Regions from separate parts of the Homo sapiens genome. Here all the other regions are linked to region 3. A link is an interaction called in ENCODE POLR2A ChIA-PET data of the cell type or tissue named here. Cell type or tissue: K562. All regions are shown on one strand.

The links. Peaks named below come from ENCODE experiments on the same cell type or tissue, not always from the same donor. Only the 100,000 strongest peaks of a DNase experiment are listed, where the experiment ranks them.
Region 1: POLR2A ChIA-PET joins it to region 3 with 5 read pairs; 4 of 35 experiments call an interaction of 5 or more read pairs at or near these places.
Region 2: POLR2A ChIA-PET joins it to region 3 with 5 read pairs; 3 of 35 experiments call an interaction of 5 or more read pairs at or near these places.

The regions. Positions count from the first base shown.
Region 1 is chr9:130,754,922-130,759,921 of GRCh38, reverse strand. It overlaps a transcript of ABL1 not described here. Among named protein-coding and RNA genes, the nearest start is that of EXOSC2, 64 kb to the right of the region's middle. RefSeq lists a silencer at 1-81. In K562, no CTCF peak of the experiment used is centred here; no DNase peak of the experiment used is centred here.
Region 2 is chr9:130,738,646-130,743,645 of GRCh38, reverse strand. It overlaps a transcript of ABL1 not described here. Among named protein-coding and RNA genes, the nearest start is that of EXOSC2, 47 kb to the right of the region's middle. In K562, no CTCF peak of the experiment used is centred here; DNase peaks (open chromatin) are centred at 1,205, 1,415, 2,525, 3,075 and 3 weaker places.
Region 3 is chr9:130,822,263-130,827,262 of GRCh38, reverse strand. It overlaps a transcript of ABL1 not described here. Among named protein-coding and RNA genes, the nearest start is that of ABL1, 10 kb to the left of the region's middle. In K562, no CTCF peak of the experiment used is centred here; DNase peaks (open chromatin) are centred at 1,992, 2,372, 2,532, 3,572 and 4 weaker places.

The DNA of each region.
Region 1 (5,000 bases), 67 kb after region 3:
AGTTGAGAGGCTGAGATGGGACAATCACTTGAGCCTAAGAGGTTAGAGCTGCAGTGAGCTGTAACTGTGCCACTGCACTCCAGCCTGAGCAACAGAGTGAGACCCTGTTTCAGGAAAAAACAAAACAAGAAACCTAAACAATGACAGCGTGTCCTAGGGGAAGAAATGTGAAGCCTCCTATACCGGCTCCACCACTGAGACATGGTCTCCAGCCAGTTTCAGTAGAAAGATGCCTGGCTAGTATGAGGTTGGTGCAAAAGGAATCACAGTTTTTACACTGTTGGAATTTGTCATTTGATATTCGAGTACATTCTTAAATAAATGTGGTTATGTTATACATTATTTTAATGGGCATTTCTCACTTTACATTTTTTTGCTAATGACTTATTCCTTGCTGTTTATGTTTACTTTAGACTGTGAAAATGATGTTAGACAAAAAGCAAATTCGAGCAATTTTCTTATTCAAGGTCAAAATGGATTGTAAAGCACTGGAGACAACTCGCAACATCAACAACGCATTTGGCCAAGGAGCTGCTAATGAAACGTACAGTGCAGTGGTGGTTCAAGAAGTTTTACAAAGGAGACGAGAGCCTTGAAGATGAGGAGTGCAATGACCGGCCATCAGAAGTTGACAACGACCAGTTGGGAGATCAATCACAGAAGCTGATCCTCTTACAACCATAAAAGAAGTTGCTGAAAAACTCAATGTTGACCATTCTATGATCATTTGGCATTTGAAGCAAATTGGGAAGTTAAGCGGGTCCCACATCAGCAAAAATTTTTAAAAAATCATGTTTAAGTGTCGTCTTCTCTTCCTCTACGCAACAACAAACCATTTCTTGATCAGATTGTGATGTGCGACAAAAAGTGGATTTTATACGACAAACAGCAATGACCAGCTCAGTGTTCGGACCGAAAGAGGTTCCAAAGCACTTCCCAAAGCCAAACTAGCACCAAAAAAAGGTCATGGTCACAGCTTGGTGGTCTGCTGCCTGTGTGATCCACTACAGCCTTCTGAATCCCGGCGAAACCATCACATCTGAGAAGTATGCTCAGCAAATCGATGAGATGCACCGAAAACTGCAATGCCTGCAGCCGGCACTGGTCAACAGGAAGGGCCCAATTCTTCTCCATGACAACACCCAACTGCACATCTCACAACCAACGCTTCCAAAGTTGAATAAATTGGGGCCGGATGCGGTGGCTCACACCTGTAATCCCAGCACTTTGGGAGGCCGAGGTGGATGGATCACTTGAGGTCATGAGTTCAAGACCAGCCTGGCCAACATGGCAAAACCCCGTCTCTACTAAAAATATGAAAATTATCTGGGCTTGGTGGCGCACGCCTGTAATCTCAGCTACTTGGGAGGCTGAGGCAGGAGAATTGCTTGAACCCAGGAGGCGGAGGTTACAGTGAGTCGAGACTGCGCCACTGCATTCCAGCCTGAGCAACAGAGTGAGACTCCGTCTCTGGTGGCTCATGCCTGTAATCCCAGCACTTTGGGAGGCCAAGGCGGGTGGATCACCGGAGTCAGGAGTTCCGAGAGCAGCCTGGCCAACACGGTGAAACCCCATCTCTACTGAAATACAAAAATTAGCCAGACGTGGTAGTACACGCCTGTAATCCCAGCTACTCGGGAGGCTGAGGCAGGAAAATGGCTTGAACCCAGGAGGTGGAGGTTGCAGTGAGCCAAGATCGCACCACTGCACTCCAACTTGGGTGACAGAGCGAGACTCTGTCTCAAAAAAGAAAAAAAAAAAAAATCTTAGCCACTCTGCAAAACACAATAGAGATAATATATGTCAAGCACCCAGTCCGATACCTGGGTCAGAGTAAGTGCTTGATATAAGTTAGCAAATCATCTAAGTACTATTAACAACATCTCTTCAAGGAAGGGATTATTATAAGCCCCATTTTATAGCTAAGAGAACTGAGGAGAAAAGAAGGGACAGCACCTGGGTGTGCCCTGGAGGGGCCATTGCTTCCTCACTTTCTCAAAATCTTCATCAACTTTCTCGTCTTTCAGGTAAAATTTTGGTTTTCTTTCTTTTTATTTGAGACACACATAAAAAAAATGCCTGGCCGGGCGCAGTGGCTCATGCCTGTAATCCCAGCACTTTGGGAGGCCGAGGCGGGTAAATCACAAGGTCAGGAGATCGAGACTAGCCTGGCTAACACAGTGAAACCCCATCTCTATAACAAAATACAAAAAAAATTAGCCGGGCGTGGTGGTGGGTGCCTGTAGTCCCAGCTACTCGGGAGGCTGAGGCAGAAGAATCACTTGAACCCAGGAGGCGGAGGTTGCAGTGAGCTGAGATCGCACCACTACACTCCAGCCTGGGTGACAGAGCAAGACTCTGTCTCAAAAAAAAAAAAAAAAAAAAGGCCTGGAGTACAGTGGTTCAACCTTAGTTCACTGCAACCTCTGCTTCCCAGGCCCAAGCGGTCCTCCCACCTCAGCCTCCCTAGTAGCTGGGACTACAAGCATGCGCTACCATGCCCCAGCTAATTTTTGTATTTTTTACAGGGACCAGGTTTCATCGTGTTGCTCAGGCTGGTCTTGAACTCCTAGGCTCAAACAATCCTCCCACCTTGGCCTCCCAAAGGGCTGGGATTACAGACATGAGCCACTGTGGCTGGCCAATTTCAGTTTTCAATAGGAAAACAGGACTTAATGCTTCCCCCATCTGGCTTTCTCCTCCAGGAGTCAGAGGAGCTCTTCCCGAGTGGGCTGATGCTGCTGATCTTAGAGCCTATCTTAAAGTACCTCATTCTCACCAAGTTCTGAGAATATGAACACAGCCGGCCTCAGGTTCTTCACTTATAAAGCAAACTTCTAAAAGGGTCCCAAACTGCCTTCTCACAGACGGCTGGAAGGGAATTCTGCAGAATGGAATGTTCTGGGTCCCCCTTTCCATCGGCTCCCTGCTCTGGAGCACAGCTGTGTAGTGAAGATGACAGGCAGTGCCCTAAGGGGACTCCAGCTCTGCCCAGGAGGAGGGCTTGAAGGATTCCAAATGCCCAAATTCCAAACCATGAGCTCAAGGCAAAAAGGAGCTTTGTTTCCATTTTCTTTTAAAACACCCTCAGACATACATTCTCCAAAACCTTCTTATAGCCAAGTTAAAGAGGATACAGATCAGGCATCCCTATTAGAACACAGTCAACCAAGGCTGATGCTGCAAAGGCCAGTGTCAGGCTGACGCTGTGTTACAAGTTTCTTTTAGATATCTGAAGATACTCAGCAAGGAGCAACAACAGAAACATCCCCTTCCCCTCAACTCACACTAGCCCTAACTTCTCTTTTTTGGCAAAATGCTATCGAGCTGCCTTAAACACAGTGAGCAGAATCCCAAAAGTGAAGAGAAAATGTCAGAGTAAAACAGAGCTCAGTGGCTTGGAATATAGCAACGCCGAAAAATAGCTGAAAAAGGCACCAATTTTGCTGTATTTAGACTCAAAATGTTGTAAAAGTTAAGAATTAAGTGACCCACTGAATTAGCCAATTTGAAATCTAAAGATTGCTGCAACAGTGTGTGGGAAATCTGAACAAATGAAATGGCAACCTTTCATTTGACAAAAAAAAAAAAAATTAAAACTTCCATACAAATGCAGGAAGCCCAAGAGGCAGAGCTCTCTCCAGGAAAACCGAATGAGAAAGCTCTCTGCTAACCACGTCTGTCAAATGTCAAGGAGAAAAGGGAAATGAGAAAACAAAGCCTCCCAAAGTCAACTGCCTTTCTAAATCAGTATAAATACCACAGCATTTGGATTTGTTGATCTTTTCATTTAAAAACCTGTTCTTCTCTATGAGAAAAGTGGTTGCCCCTTTTCTCACAGACATGCTTCCTTTGAAATAATACTAAGTGGCTTACATAAGGGGCCATCTACTATGCTATCAAGTCATTTTTTTTTAATAAATGAGAAGTGTAATCAACTTTTCTCTGTGTTTTGACAAAAATTCATCTATGATATTACAGAGTGCTGCTGCTGCACACGGAAGCCCTTGAAGGACAGGCCCTGAGCTGTGTCCTCGTCCTCCTCGGCCACCAACCTCGCAGCTAGAACTGCCATCTGCAGATGGAAAGTCACAGCCCTGATCTCTGGAGGCCAGGAAGAGCGGCAGACTGCCAGGATTCCACCAACCCCTACAAACCCAGGAAAAGGAGCTTCAGGGCTGGTGGCAACGTCATTTGCTCAAGAAAACAGAGTTCTGGTTTTTCCAAGATGGAAAACAGAGGGGAATTGGTCAAAAGGGTCTCCTAACTCATACATTATTACAGCCTTATGAATGAACAGGAACACCATGTGAGGGGGCACGTCTTGCTGAACTCAAAGGAAATACGTCCTACCAGGCAATTATTCTGATCATTATAGTTGATTCTTTCCAGAGACCACGAACATGCAGATAGTGATGAGTGAGCAACACATATGCAGAAAGCACTGAGGGGACAGAGTACACAGAGACTGTTCTGTCAATGCTACTACTGAAGCAGGTCGACAAGCAAAGCCTCACCTTCTGCACAAGGAGGAACTACAGGGAACCACCCTACTCTGTGAATGTCACCCCCATTTCTAGTCGCCAGACTCACAGTCATGGAATCATTTTTACCTCTCTCCCCTCTGACCAATCCCACATCCAAGATGCCTACTGGTGTCCTCTGCCTTTCTTCAGGCTCTTCTCATGTCCTACTTAAGGGTACTCCTTTCCACTCCCAACCTAAATTCAGATTACAGAATAATTTTCTTAAATCATAGCTCTGATATTTTAACAAATTCCTTCAACAACTATTTATTGAAGATCTACCATGTGCCAAGTACTGTTCTAGGCGCTCAGGACACTTTTGTGGAGCTTTCATGGTGCTAATATCTTACTGGGTATGTATAATGCCCAATGTCCACCAAATATCTCCAAAATCTTTGGCTTGGTACTCAAGGTCATCTTTGAGGAAGCCCAAACATGCTTTCCTGCCTTACTCCACGTACTCCTCTGACTATC
Region 2 (5,000 bases), 84 kb after region 3:
ATTCTCTCTCTCTCCTCTCTGGGATCAGTAAGTAATAAAAATACTTCTGCTATTTCATGTGTCTTGCTGTGCTGCTCTGTGTCTCACCTGACCAATGCATTCAAACCTATTTTCCTGGGCAGGGCTAGAATCTATAGCCACTCTCAAGAGAGAGACCTTAGGACCAAATTAGAATTGACATTTGCAAAAGAGCCAGGAATACCAGGAGGTGGGGAATCACTGGGGGTCATCTTAGAGGCTACCTCCCCCAAGCACTATTAAAAGAATAAACTAGGCTGGGCGTGGTGGCTCACACCTGTAATCCCAGCACTTTGGGAGGCCAAGACGGGTGGATCACCTGAGGTCACGAGTTCAAGTCCAGCCTGGCTAACACGGCAAAACCCCATCTCTACTAACAATACAAAAATTAGCCGGGCATGGTGGCGCAAGCCTGTAATCCTGGCTACTTGGGAGGCTGAGGCAGGAGAATCACTTGAACCCAGGAGATGGAAGTTGCAGTGAGCCGATATCACGCCACTGCACTCTAGCCTGGGCAACAAGAGCGAAACTCTGTCTCCAAAAAACAAGAATCAACTTTAGTGTAAGATGTTAAAATAGCTGTATGACAAATGTTAAATCAAGATTTTAAAAAAACGGTGAAGCAAATTCAGTCCCATTGCTCATTAATAATAATTTTTTAGAAACAAAAAAATTTTGTACCAGTAACGCATTTTTTAAAGTTTTAAATATTTACAATGCAATTTATTTCATCTTCATTTTCATTTTATGAATGCTTTATAATATACGGTATTATACAGTATATATTATATAATATAAAGTATCTTAATAGCACATACTAATGTGCGTACATCTGATATACATATAAACATACATACGATACACACATATTTGTTTGCTCACAAAATTCTAATAAGGGTACATGACCTTTTTTAAAATGAAGACTGTTACTCTATATAATGGGAACCACCAGAGAGTTTTGAGCTACTGAACCCCAAACTTAGATTTGCACTTTAGAATAAAGGCTCTTTATTACCAAATTTACCAAATTACCAAGTTTACCAAATTACCAAAGTTACCAAAGCATTATTTGGTAGTGCCTAGCACAGAGAAAGCCCTCAATGGCAGCAACAGGTAGGGAATATGTGACGAAACCTGGAGTCTAGCTAAGATGGGTTATTTAAGCACGGCCCATCATCTGTAAATCTAGTAATGGCCTCCAGTTTTCCCAATGCACTTCAGGAGAGGTGGAAGTGCTTTTGTTGAAATGGGTCTCAACTTCTAGCCAATGGAGAAAAAGCTTTAAATGTAGTCATCATCAGTACATCTCAGAAGTATGTGGGTAAGGGCATTGACCTGGATTAATCACCGAAAAGCTACGTGTGCATCTCACGTGACTCACTGCTGAGCATAATCCCCAAAATGGCATCCACCACAGTTAGGGCACACAAGTGGCAAAAAGTACCAGTACTCCTCACAGACAGCCATCCTTTGAGTTCAGCCAAAACCAGGGGCAACCAGAGAACATACATGACTCGGTGGGCTGACGACTGAGCCTCGCACCACAACAAAGGACTAGGTCTGTGGAGCAAAAGGTCACAAGGCTAGGTTCCCTTCTCTTCCCAACTGCTCTGTAAAGGGCACCCAGGCCCTGTCTGAGAAGGTCTGGGCCAGGGACACCACAGCCACCATGGCACTGATCTGTTAAGGGGCAGGAAGCTGTGGCACTCACCAATCCCAACCAGCTCACTTTACCCCTTTTTCCAGGCCCTCATCCAATTTCCTTTTCAGTACGTTGTTCTTATCTTGCTCCTGTTTTTCTCTACACTAGGTTGGAAATGCTTGAGGACAGGTATGGTCTCACCCCTTCTGTACAACCCAAAGGTCTTGGTCAAAATCAGTCACTCTGGCATGGTAACTGGTATACCAGTGCGGTAACTGTTACTCCGGCATGGTAACTGGTATACCAGTGTGGTAACTGTTACTCCAGCATGGTAACTGGTATTATCAGTGCAGTAACTGTTACTCCGGCATGGTAACTGGTATACCAGTGCTGTAACTGTTACTCTGGCATGGTAACTGGTGCATCAGTGCGGTAACTGTTACTCTGGGATGGTAACTAGTATATCAGTGTGGTAACTGTTACTCTGGCATGGTAGCTGGTATACCAGTGCTATAATTGTTACTCTGGCATGGTAACTGGTGCATCAGTGCGGTAACTGTTACTCCGGCATGGTAACTGGTATATCAGTGTGGTAACTGTTACTCCGGCATGGTAGCTGGTATACCAGTGCTGTAACTGTTACTCTGGCATGGTAACTGGTGCATCAGTGCCGTAACTGTTACTCCGGCATGGTAACTGGTATTCCTGCTCCTCTCCCTCGACCATGGGTCTGCTGTGGCATTTGTGGGTGCCAGGCAGCACCATGACTAGCACTCACACATAACAATGCAGCCAGTCCCTTAGTCTAGGAACTCTGTACCTCAACACGGAGAAGTGGCAAACCTCCAGGACCCTTCTAGCCCTTTGACTAAAGGATATCCCAGGAGCAGGGATGTGGCTCCTTAGTCTATGTACCTGTGGCCATTCATTGCTATATAATAATCATTTGTGATCCTACTGTCTGAACATGGAGTCACTCGTGTTAGATGGCATTAAGCCCACCATGCAGCTGTTTACTCCTCACAGTGATAAGTGAAGGCCAGCTGCAGTGACTCACACCTGTAATTCCAATACTTTGTGAGGCCGAGGTAGGAGGATCCCTTGAGGCCACCAGGAGTTCAACAGAGTGAGACCCTTCTCTACAAAAAAAAAAAAAAAAAAAAAAATCTGGGTGTGGTGGTGCACACCTGTAGTCCTATCTACTCAAGAGACCGAGGTGGGAGGATCCCTTCAGCCTAGGAATTACAGGCTGAAGTGAGCGATGATCGTGCCACTGCAATTCAACCTGGGTGACAGAGCAAGACCTTGACTCAAAAGAAAAGCAAACAAAGAATGATAAGCACATGTGTACTAGCCTGGCAACTGAGATCATAGTAAAATTGTTTTTCTTCGAAGTGATAAACATACGTCTAATAGAATAAGGTGGTGAGATAATAACACCTGCTGTGGCATAGTACCACCACCGATGGAAAAATGGAGCCAAGAGCTGGCTGAGACCATGATACTGGGCAGACCTTTGGAGAATCATACACACAGCAAGGAGCTGATGATGTCTGGGGCGCCTTTGGAATCTTTGCCCATGAGAACTCTGAGGCCTCCTCCTAGCATGACAATTGCCGCCCAGCGGCTCTCCAGGAGAGGAACAGCCACTCCTCACTTACTAGCATCCAAGGGACTTCCAACCCACTTGAGGGTCCATCAGTGCTCTGACCTTCTGAGCCATCCCTGTGGTTCATTGTCCCCCTAATTACAGCCTTTAATAACCACATTGTGAATGTTTGATTGATTGTGTGTGTGTGAATCTCTCAATAAATGGCGAATCTGAGCATTGCTAATTGGCCACTGAATCACTGTGAAACATTCCCACTTCAGTGGAAGTTGGCATGCAGGGCAGTGACCTGATTAAAATAACATTTAATATTAACATAATATTAATTACATAATTCATTATTAATTTACTGGAAACTCCTCAGCAAGCCAATTTAAACAAAAAACTTTGATTCAATTAAAGGATCATAACTTAGCAACTCTTCTGATTCACTTTAACATTGTGACTACACATTTTTTATTGTTATTTTTTATTTTCTGTAGAGATGCGGTCTCCCTATGTTGGGGTCTCCCTATGTTGGAGGCTGGTCTCAAACTCCTGAGCTCAAGTAATCTTCTCACCTCAGCCTCCCAAAGTGCTGAAATTGCAGCGTGAGCCACTGCATCCAGTCATGATTATACATTATTACAAAGCAATGATGTGGACTTACCAGTACCCACAGAAGTCATACCATGGTTGGATCAACTTATAAAATCCATACAGTAATTATGAGTTCCTGATGTGGAAGCAATAGAACCCAAATGCACCCTGAAAAATGGTCTTAGGGCACCTACTTTTAATTAGGATAACTTTCATTTGAATAGGGGTTAAAGTATCATTGATCATGCTGATTGAATTTCAAATAGCTTTCTGAATCAATTTTCCTTGATTGAATAATTTACAAAAATGTATGTTGTTTTTATAATAAATAATAAAGCTTAAAAATTTTTTTTACATTTATATTTCCTGAAGGTTTTTCTCCATTGTAACCATATCTCAATTAAACTTTTTTAAAAAGCCTTCAAAAAAAAAAAATCAGGAAGGACTATGCATTTAGATTGACAATGATTGTGAATAAGACAGTGCTGAGGATGCTACGAACTAAACATCACATCATGTCTCACTCAAGGTAACACAGAGCTACAAAGGCAGCTTACCACTAACAAACAACATAAGCACTGCTTGCCTAAAAAGACACATATCGGGCCAGGCACAGTGTTTCACGCCTGTAATCCCAGCACTTTGGGAAGCTGAGGCAGGTGGATCACTTGAGGTCAGGAGTGCAAGACCAGCCTGGCCAACATAGTGAAACCACGTCTCTACTAAAAAAAATACAAAAATTAGCCGGGCATGGTGGCACGCGCCTGTAGCGGGTGGCTCCCCGCTACTCTGGAGGCTGAGACAGGAGAATTGTTTGAACGAGGGAGGTGGGGGTTGCCGTGAATCGAGATCGCACCACTGCACTCCAGCCTGGGCGACAGAGCAAGACCCTGTCTCAAAAGAAAAAGACACATAACACACAGAAGGATACATCTGAGGGAAAAAATGTTTTCTCCTTATATCCTCTAAACAATAAATTTGTTTTGAATGGGGAGGGAATAACTACAGTAAGTTCTCACTTAATGTCATTGATAGGTTCTTGGAAACTGGGGCTTTGAGCAAAATGACATATAACAAAACCAATTTTCCATGATTTGTCCATCAATCAGCAAGGTAATTGATATAAACAAGAGTTAAGTTCCACGAGGACAC
Region 3 (5,000 bases):
TAGGCCCCTGGCTAGCAGGTATTAGAAGAGGGCTGGGAATCTTACTATTCAGTATGCAGACTTTTAAAAAATCTGCTCTTTGCCCACTCCACTATTTTCGGCCAATGGCCTACCCGGACCCATGCTGGGGGTCAGGCTCCTGAGTGCAGAGCCTCTACGGGGCATTTCTTTTCTTTTTTTTTTCTGAGGCGGAGTCTTGCTCTGTTGCCCAGGCTGGAGTGCAGTGGCGCCATCTCGGCTCACTGCAAGCTCCGCCTTCAGGGTTCACGCCATTCTCCTGCCTCAGCCTCCTGAGTAGCTGGGACTACAGGCGCCCGCCACCACGCCCGGCTAATTTTTTGTATTTTTAGTAGAGATGGTGTTTCACCACATTAGCCAGGATGGTCTCGATCTCCTGACCTTGTGATCCGCCCGCCTCGGCCTCCCAAAGTGCTGGGATTACAGGCGTGAGCCACCGCGCCCGGCCGGGCATTTCTCAATATAATGCCTCTGGTCTCCTGTAGGTGGTTAGGAGAGGTGGTCATCTGACTCTGTGGGGTTGGGAGGGGTTTGAAGAATCTAAACCCTCCTTTTATAGGCTCTCAATTGATCCCCTTGATTTCAGCTTCAGGCCTCATCCCCTGCTTTCTGTGGTACTAATGTCTCTAATTTCTGACCTTTCCGCAGATTCTTACAGGCAAACCAGCTCACTCTTAATCAAGGTCTCTCTCAGAAGAGGTTTTGGCATCCTTGATTCTGCTAAATCTATTACCACTCTCTTTGCCTTTCTTATCCCCTACTGTCTCCTTTGGGCTCCTTTAGTCCTTACACATCTTCACTTAAAATATGTATATATATATTTTGGCCAGGCGTGGTGGCTCATGCCTGTAATCCCAGCACTTTGGGAGGCCAAGGCAGGTAGATCGTTTGAGCTCAAGAGTTTGAGACCAGCCTGGCCAACATGGCGAAACCCCATCTCTACAAAATACACAAAAATTTGCTGGGCGTGGTGGTGTGTGCCTGTAATCCCAGCTACTCAGGAGGCTCAGACAGGAGAATCGCCTGAACCCAGGAGGTGGAGGTTGCAGTGAGCCGAAATTGCGCCGACTCTGTCTCAAAAAAAAAAAAGAAATCTTTTTATTGTCATTTTAAGAATTTATTTTCCCCATATTGCATTTCAGACAACTGTGACACAGATAGGTTATATAACTTGCCCTAGGTCACATAGCAAGTTAGTGGCAGAGCAAGGAAAACCCCTATCTTCAAACTCCCTTGTTAGATCCCTTTCCTGTGACATGACACCTACTAGGTACCCATGACAGACAAGTTTTAGGACACTAGGCTGAAAAACTAAAATTTGTTGCAAACTATAGGTTTTAAATCTTAATTTCGCTGATGGCGAAGAAACAACAAAACTCTAAATTCTTAAATCCAGTTACAACACTGTACCTTAAGGTTTAATTATAAACAGAAATATTATTAAGCAAAAATGGTTTGGGATATTCTTATTAAACTCTAAGTGCTTGAATTAAACTTAAAGAGATTTTGCCATGTTTTCATGAGATGTCTCTGTCCCTTTACCTTTTTACCAAATAATTTTAAATCACTAAGTCTTGTTTGTTTTTAATCTGAATATTGAAGATTAAGATATCTATAAAACAAATACATCAAAAATAGCAATGTTACAGCTTTGTTGCAATAGAAAATAGCAATGCTGCAAAAACCCTAAAGCTGTCAAATTATTATCTGTGTGATAAGATTTATGATGAGGTAAACTCAGCCAAGTAGGAGGAACTGATAAAAGAAAAGCCCAAGCCCTGGTTATTGACAAGCTCCTTTTGTTTAAAATGTTGTTAACTTTGAATTGGTAAACCAATGGTTAATATTTTCCTCTCTTTCTCTAAGACTAAAAGAATCTGCAAAAGCAGCAGAGCAGGCCTAGGAGATCACGTTACATTTGGGGGTGGGGGAAGAAGGCAGCTGGAGGGGAGTGTAGAGAGAAGGGCTAAAAGGGAAAGAAAACAAGTTGTCTAAACCTCCCCACAGTGTAAAACCCAGCAGGGATTAGGAGGTAGTGGAGGAGCCAGTGTTTATCCAAGTTATCTCTGGGGCAGTTGGAATTGGCTATAAAAGTATAGTCTCCTCCAGTATGAAGATCCTGTCAGCAGCCTAGAGCTGTACCCCATGACAGCAAAGTTCTTGGTAATTGTTACCAAGGCTGGAAACCCTAGAAATGAAATACTAAAGGGGAGTTAATGTTTATTTCTTCAAACCATTCAGTACCAATTTGTTTTGTTGTCAAGGTTTTCAACACACACAAAGGACAAATGGAACCAGAAGATTTCTTCCCTCTGCTTGTTAGAAATGACTGCTGTCCTTAGAGGAGCAATGGGATCTCTAAACGGAACTGCTCTTTTTCTTCCTTAAAGTGACAGATGTGGCATATTAATCCAGAACTACATATTAACTGAACAAGAGCAGCTACAGTTAACCTTGGAGAAACTGTTCACTAAGTGGCACTGTGGTGATGGCAGGAAAGGGCTCGCTCAGTGGCCATGCAGCCGCTTGAAAACAAAACAGCAAAGCAGAGTTTTGCTTCCAAAGGCAACCTGGTAAAAGCTGTCCTCCTTGTTTACCACCCCTCCTACGAGCTGGTGCCTAAGATCTGTATTCTTTACAGCAACACCAAAATCAAATTTAATGTCTAAGTTATTTTCATATTCCCTAAGTGTGGTGGTTAAATGTATGTGTCAGCTTGACTAGACCCCCAGGATGCCCAGATCTTAAACATTATTTCCAGGTGTGTCTGTGAGGGTGTTTCTAGAAGAGACTAGCATTTGAATTGGTGAACTGCCTAAGCAGATGGCCCTCCCCACTTTGGCTGGGCATCCTCCAGTCCGTTGAGGGCCTGATTAGAACAAAAAAACAGAAAAAGGAAGGTTGGATTTACCCTCCCTCTGCCTGCTTGAGCTGGGACATGGATCTTCTCCTGCCCTCAGCCCTCTGGGTTCTCAGACCTTCAGACTGGAATCCACATCACTGGCCCTCAGCTCTCAGGCCTTCAAACTACACCAGCAGCTTTCCTGGGTCTCCATCTGGCAGAGAGCAGACTGTGGGACTTCTTAAGCTCCATCATCTCATGAGCCAATACCTTATAATCAATCTCTTCAAAAGATACACTTTTAGGATATCTATTCCGATAGACAGACCCTATTGTTTCCTGTGTCTCTGGAGAGAACTGTAATACACTAGGCAATAATCAGTCGTATTTATAGTTATTTCACATGACAAATGTTCTGGTGTAATTCAACAGTAAAATTAACTCCTCAATAACACTTAGGCCAACAATTGCATATCAACTAGACTTTCTTTGATGAAAATGAACAGGAATCCCACACAGGACCCTGCAATCCCAACACTGGCTCTCGACATCTGTTTTTTCTCCTGCCTTCAATCCCTAAGTTTTAGGCCTTAACCCCTCAGTTGCAGATGGGACACATCACCCCAGAATAAAGACTCCATTTCCCAGTCTCTCTTGTGGCCAGGCACTACCACATGACTAAGTGATGGTATGTGGGCAAAAGTGCTGTGTAAGACTTCTGGGTCAGGTTCTTCAAAGCAACAGGCACGCACTCCCTCTCCTCTTTCTGGTGTCCACTGCCTGTGAGGGGCCATGGCAGCTGGCGTGGGCATTTTGGATCCTGAGGTAGAAGCTGTGCCTTACAGAGTAAGGGACAGGAGGTGTCTGACCCTGAGGAGCCATCGTGCCCCTCCAGGACCGCGACTGTCAGCCTGTTACAGAGAGAAGCATCTCGCTTGTTTGAATTGCTCCTATTTTGGGTCTGTAACAGCCATTTAGTCCTTATGGTAATAATGTTAAAAGGTCAGTTCTAACTCGCATTAACCTAAGAATTCCCCAAATCAATCTTTTGTTTTCTTTCTCCATTGAAAACTGTTAATAGAAGGAGAGGTGTTTGAAACAGTCCTGTAACCTTTAGAAAATTGAAGAGTGACCCAAATCATCCCCGTGAAACATGCAGCCCAGTGTCCAGCTCCTAAAAAACATTCAAATATTAAACATTATTATGATTACTATTAACTATCCCTTTTCCTTTCTATAAACTTGCACTGGTGTAAGGAAGATAAAAAGCTACATGTGCTATCATATACCTGATAAAGAACTTGGAAGGCCGGGCACGGTGGCTCACACCTGTAATCCCAGCACTTTGGGAGGCCGAGGTGGGAGGATCACGAGGTCAGTAGTTTGAGACCCGTCTGGCCAAGATGGTGAAATCCCGTCTCTACTAAAAATTCAAAAATTAGCTGGGTGTGGTGGTGCAAGCCTGTAGTCCCAGCTACTTGGGATGCTGAGGCAGAAGAATCGCTTGAACCCAGGAGGCAGAGGTTGTAGTGAGCTGAGATCGTGCCACTGTACTCCACCCTGGGTGACAGAGCGAGACTCCATCTCGAAAAAAAAAAGAACTTGTACCCACAATACAGAGAACTCTTACCACTCGATAATAAGACAGTGCACAAACTTAATAAAAAAAAATAGGCAAAAGATTTGAATTGACAGGTCACCAAAGATGAAATACAAATGGCTAATAAGCACATAAAAAGATGTTCAGTATCATTAGTCATTCAAGAAATGGAAACTAAAATCACGAGATGCTGCTTCACACCCATTCCAATAGCTATAATCAAAAGACAGACAACCCCTGGTACACTGGTGTGTGCCTATAGTCCCAGCTACTAGGGAGGAGCACTTGAGCCCAGGAGTTTGAGGCCAGCCTGAACAACACAGCAAGACCCTGTCTCTTAAAAAAAAAAAAAAAAAAAAAAAAGCAGGGGCGGGGATAGGTAGGCAGACAAAACCAACTATTGGCAAGGACATGGAAAAACTGGAACACTCACACATTGCTGGTGGGAATGTAAATGGTACAGTCACTTTAGGAAATAGTTTGGCAGTTTCTTAAAAAGTTAAACATAAACTTACTATAAGACAGCAATTTGACCGGTCG